2 separate regions of the Homo sapiens genome follow, and region 1 is linked to region 2. A link is a contact called in ENCODE Hi-C or POLR2A ChIA-PET data. All regions are on one chromosome and are shown on one strand. Each heading gives the region's core, a stretch centred on a gene start or an enhancer-like site at or near the end of the contact. The rest is flanking DNA. Distances are from core to core; before and after follow the strand shown.

Region 1 (2,792 bases), core at 226-2,725, 420 kb after region 2:
ACTTCCTGGCCTCCAAAAATGTGAGAAATAAAATTATATTCTTTAGAAATTACCCAGTCTCAGGTTTTTTGTTATAGCAGCATAAAACAAACTGAGACAGGGCCTTATTCATTCTTCTCTCATTTGTCCAGCTACCATGCCAACTCACTCAGCTGAATTAAAGACAGTGGACTTCTAATTAGGCTGGTTCCTATCAGCAATATAAATAATCAGTCCATCAATAAACAGATATTGGCTATAAACTGTTCACTTTTGTAGATCTATTAAGTCTTTCCAGCTGATAGGCTAAATAAGCCTTCTCTAAATACACGAACCAACGTTATTCATAATAATATGAAATAGAGGAAAATCATTTCCTTCTTGATTATTCTACTTTAAGCTCTTCATTTTAAATTTTGAATTTGGACTGCAGGCAATTTGTTTTTGTCAGTAGTTCATTTATATACACAAGTGAAATACTGTCAAATTATTTCACTGTAATACATTTGTCATTCTATGAGCATTTATAACTTTTCATGCAGCAAAAAAGAACATTTCAACCAACCATCTGTCTGCCTTTTTCATGTGCTTTAATCATTCAGCTCTGGTAATGTTGCTCCAAATACTAAATTTTTTTTAAATAACATAAAATCTCACATCTTATGATTTAATGGTAAGGCTTGAAATTTAATTTTCAGATTTTTCTCCTCAAATTTTACCAGATCAGTGATTTTAAAAATAACATATCCTACTGTCAAGAAAGAATATTTTCTTGAATATTTATTAAGACAAAATGTAGAAGTCAGAACCAACTCTCCTTCAAGGAGATATGCAAGCAAAGCAAAATAAGATAAAAGGTTTTATAATCTGTTGGAAAGTAAGACTCTGTTTACAGGCAGTATTTCATCAAATTTCTATTCAATGTAGTAAAATCTTATTTAATTTGAAATATATTTCAAGAATTAAATCATAAATGGAACCCTACTGCACCACTGAAATGACAATCCTTAATTTGAATAGTTGGCCCTTTGTAAAACTTACGATCTTATTTTTATGAAGACAAAAACAACTAGTTCAGCTGCTAGGAATGCACTGCAGATGCTAGTATACAGTTTCTTCTTTTATTTTTAGTCACCTTGGAACAAATGCTGAAATTTAGTGAAAAATCAATAAAATACTAAAATTTCCTAATAACTTAATGTACCCCTTGTAAAAAAAAAAAAAAAAAAGTAGGATCCAGTTTACATATGTAGCAAGCAAATATGTTAACAGCTCTAGTACCAGATCTAATGACCATAAATTTCAATTAGCTAAACATAATAAACAAGACAGATCAGTTATCAAACCTGGAATTATTAGAACACAAGAGATTTAAATCTTCATAACTAAAGATGATCAGATGTATAACAGTATGCTGACAAAATCATGACTGAAGCATATTTTCATAGCAGCAACCCTGAACTCCTGAGCACAAGAGAAAGGAATTCACAATGAGGAAGGAGCCCGTGCCTCTTCATGTCATGCTTATGACTCAGGGCACCAACACTTCAACGTCTCAAACTAAAATGTCCTTAACATTTCAAAATTCCAGCATTTCCATTTTCTTCAGTAAATCACTGTTTACACAAACAAAGGCTTATAACAAATAATTTTCAATAGGTATGCCACACTGAAAAGTTGAATTACACAATTTAACACTAATTGTATACTTGAATTACTGACGGTTAGTTCACATTAGCCTAATCTCTCCAAATAAAGTCTGAGTTTCTTAAAAACAAGATAAAGACACTATAATTGTTATGCATTTTTATGGTGAAAACACAGAGGAATGAACCATACATATGGAATAATCCAAGACTGGGAGGTAAAGATGCCTTTGAAGACTGGGATAAAGACTAAAAATCCTGATTGTAAAGTTCATTCCATACCTACATGACAATTCCGAGTCAGTTAATCCTAACCACAGCAAAGACCCAAGTGAACTACACAAAATTAGCTTCAGGGTGATGCTGTACTACAATACAATGGAGATACCAGATGAGGGTTTCCTTCTGTATAGGGTCCACGGAATCAGTCATGCTTCATTTTTTAACAACATTGGCTAATGAGAGAGCAAATGTTAATGGAATCTAAATCACTGAATTGAGTAAAAGGATCTGAAAATATTTTATTAAGCAAAATTATGAGCCAAACACTTTGCTAGGCACCTTCACACAAATCACAGTCTTTAATATGAGCAGAATGTGTGAACGATTTATCTATATAAATATTTAAGAAATATTCACTGAGCAACTACATAAACTGAAAATACACAATGAGATAAAGTTTAAATGAGAAATACTAGGATAAGCAAAAAGAAAGTAGAGCAAGCTCTAAACAACTAGACCATGAAAAAATGTTAAATGAAAAAAAAAAACACCCAAAAATATGGTACAGACACTAGATAAAATTAAGTATTAATAAAAAATGGACTTAAACACAAACAAGTTTAGAACCCATAGTGAGACACAATGACTCTTTGAGGTAGGTCAAATATAATGCGTTACTATTAATAAAATTGTATTTTTAAGAAAGTATATTCAATAACATCCCTCTAAGTAAATGAATCTCACTCAGCTGCATTTCTATATGCCTTTCAGAAAGATACAAAAAGTAGTGGAGATAAAGTCAGAGTTGCTATAATTGCGTACAAACCACAGACACATGTAATCTTCCTACTGGACTCTCCTGAGAATCACTGATATTAAAGGTTAAGAATGAATGTAATAGAATTTTCATGTTTGATATTGTAAAGTTGACAATGAATAAGATTT
Region 2 (2,982 bases), core at 162-2,661:
CCTAAGGTTTTTGTTTTGTTTCTAAAAAGAAAGTCTAATTTAATCTAGAAACTCGATAAATTTAAGCCACTTCAAGGGGAGCACACCAAGTGTAGACTTAAGACATTTAATATAATTCAGTGAAGATCTCAAGCTTTCTAACCTGCCTAGAGTTGTGTCGGCATTTCTCTTCTTCCTTCCATCCCTACCTGCTATAAGTGAGCTTTAAGGAAGTTACTGAGCACTTTGGTGAAAGGCTAGTCTAGTTCAGGGATGGAGAATCATAATTGATCCTAATCCGTGATCTTAAGTCAGCTTTTCTGTCGGTGGAATATACTTCAGGATACTTAAAATTTGAGCCTGAAGATGCTAATCTAACCCAAACCTATGCCAATGTGTAGAATAATTGGAAAGGAATTGGCTAAGAACGTTTGACTCTCCTCTCCTGCTCTCAGTAGTCCTCATGGGTTGCTGGCCAGTGGGGAAAGATAAAAGAGCCTCAACAATAACTTGACCTAACCTCAATAGTGCAGGTAGATATTGTGCTGAAGTAGGAAAGCTTTGTAGAGCTTTGGGTTCAGCAAAAAGGCCTGAAGTACGTCTTTCAAAGTCAGTTCAGACATTACTTTCTATAAGAACATTTTTAGAACTTTCCCCAGGCTGGGCTGAGCCCCAGAACATCCTGGGCACATCTCTGTCACCGTCTTTACTAAAGCATTTTGAAATGACATTTTTGACATGTTGGTCTGCCCACGCCATACCTTGATTTCTTTGCAGGGTAGGGGCTGTCTTATTCATCCTGGGCTCCTGGAGCCTAGCACTGTGCTTGGCATGAAGCAGGGGTTTGACACATATTTACTAAATGTAATGGAGTGATTTCTCAAGGCTTTTAAGTTCATAATGTCCACTGTACATTTTGTTCGGCTCTCCCTCTTAATTTTAAAAGGCCACATGAAATTTAATACATTATTTCGGATTCATGAATACTTTGCTGATTACATTAGTCTTGTTAAAGGAGTCCATTATTCCAGAAATCTTGTTAGAAGAGAGCTCTTTGTCGCTGCAGAGTTTTCCATGGATTGCTGGAGCTTGAGAGGACAGGGGGTGCCTCATACCTTCTGCTCTCTTAGGATTCCAGAATGTTAAGGAAGAGGAATGCCTTAGACATCATCTCATCAAGTCCCCCAATTTGAGAATGAGAAACTCCAGTTCGGAGATTTTTCCAAAGACACAAGAAGGTGACAGGGTCAGGATTAGAACCCCAGTCCTGTGAGCCTAAATGCCCATTCCGTGACCCTCCCTGGCCACCCCATGGGATCTGCTAACTGGACTTTTGGCTTCCCCACCCCGTTTAGGTTGCAAACTGTGTTCCCTGCTTAGTCTGTGGGGCTGGGCCAGCCTCCAGTGGAGGAGCAGCCTACACAGGTCATTGCAAGGGTGTGGGGCCTGAAGGACAAATAAGTGGGACTTCCTGCTTGATCAGCTGCCCCGGCAGTCGCTCGTTCCCTGTGTGTGGTTGCTGTGGCTCCTAAAGTGTCCTGTCATCCTCCTTCTGAAAGAACACTTGCTAGTGTCGACATCTGGATGAGGAAACAGAGGCTCCGATGTGGCAGTTGGGAGCGGTCCTTTGTCAGAAGCAGCAAAGGTACTGATTTGCTGTTGGAAGGGTGGAGGCAATTCGTGGACAGGGGCTCTGGTAGCTTAGAGGTGGCTGAGGTAAATGTTGCTCCAGGAAGCTCTCCCCCTGAGGGCAGGTGGGTTGGAAAGCCACAGCCACGTGGGCTCCAAGTGGGCTTTCAGGGGCCTTGGGCACATTATAAGGGCACGTGTCACAGGCGGAGTCCTTCCTCTAAAGAGCCTAAAGAGCTGGTCAGGCATGCGTTAACTTTAGGCTCCAGGCCATTCAACATCCCCCACCCGAAGGGAAGCAGCAGACCCCAGCCCTCCTGTCCCCATGGAATGTGTGGGTACCTTGCAGTACGCCAGGGCCCGGGATGGGGCAGGAGCCTCTGGGTTCTTCTGTGGTTCTTCTCTCCCTTTCTAGCACATGCAAACACAAACCTTCTAGGGCTTTTCCTTCGTCTCCTTCTAGGAACTCAACAGCCTGTGCGAGGAGGAAGGGGTACGATTCCCCACTTCAGACAAGCAGCAGCCACAGACCAGCCCCTGCGCTACTACAGGTGCCTTTCCAGCCTCCGTTTGTCCACTCTGCTCCCTTGTCCTCATTTTCCAGTGAAGAAGAGCGGGGGCATGTGGGGTGCTGGGGCAGTGCGAGGGGTGCTAGAAGTGTCCTGCTAGGTGTTTCCCACCCCCAACAAAGCTCTGTTGCAAATGATGTTTTCGTTGTATTGTTTAATGATAATCATAATAATAATAACAAAACTTTGACTTGAATAGTATCTAGAACTTCTAACTACTTTCTAGAGTTGTGAAATGGGAAATGAACAGCGAGAAGGGTGGTGGGCAGTCCTGGGGGTTGTGGGAATGTAAGTGTGTGCCCATCCTCATGCACCTGGTCTTGGACCCCTCGGAGGTGTCTTGCCTTTCCTGCTCCCCTTAGCTCCTACAGCAGGAGACGGAGCAGGAGTGGGGCGGGTGGGAGGGAGGCAGGGTGGATATGGGCGGGCCTGAGGACTAAGCAAGGGCATGGATGTGGATGCCAGCAGCTGGCAGAGTGCCCAGCATGTGGTAGCCACTGGGTGGGCATCAGCTCCCTGTCTTCCTCTTGCCTCCCACTCAGCCCCAAAGGAGTGGAGCCAGGGTGGCTGCATGTGGCCATGCAGGTTGGGCACTGTGAGCCTCAGGGGCACCATTCACGTGGACAGCAGTGGAACCCCCTGGAGTTCCAAAAAAGGTGGCCCTGCCCTGCACTCTCTTGCTTTGTTAGGACTTCTAGATACGAGGCATCCGACTGCTGCCCTGGAGGGAGGGCAAAGGTATCCTGTGCTCTGTGGATTACCCACTATGGTTCAGGCAAGCCCAGTCCTACTTTCATGAAATGTA

What was found. A loop is a pair of places that touch in the nucleus more often than their neighbours do. ChIA-PET counts read pairs that join two places held with the same protein, here RNA polymerase II (POLR2A). Pooled maps may share reads with other maps.
Region 1: a map of dorsolateral prefrontal cortex shows a loop between it and region 2 (3-fold over the local background). The contact joins two enhancer-like sites. A Hi-C loop is called at or near these places in 8 of 168 maps with a recorded cell type or tissue (IMR-90, ascending aorta, chondrocyte and 4 more) and 17 of 50 pooled maps. POLR2A ChIA-PET finds 5 or more read pairs at or near these places in 2 of 52 experiments (CD4-positive, alpha-beta T cell and SK-N-SH).

Annotation. Positions count from the first base shown.
Region 1 is chr5:78,286,561-78,289,352 of GRCh38, forward strand. The region is part of intron 1 of AP3B1 (adaptor related protein complex 3 subunit beta 1); the gene reads right to left. Among named protein-coding and RNA genes, the nearest start is that of AP3B1, 6.7 kb to the right of the region's middle. Within about 2 kb of position 1,476, at least 2 of the 41 ENCODE cell types and tissues checked have a DNase peak (open chromatin) inside an H3K27ac peak, as active enhancers do.
Region 2 is chr5:77,863,705-77,866,686 of GRCh38, forward strand. No RefSeq gene overlaps it. Among named protein-coding and RNA genes, the nearest start is that of TBCA, 89 kb to the left of the region's middle. Within about 2 kb of position 1,412, at least 3 of the 41 ENCODE cell types and tissues checked have a DNase peak (open chromatin) inside an H3K27ac peak, as active enhancers do.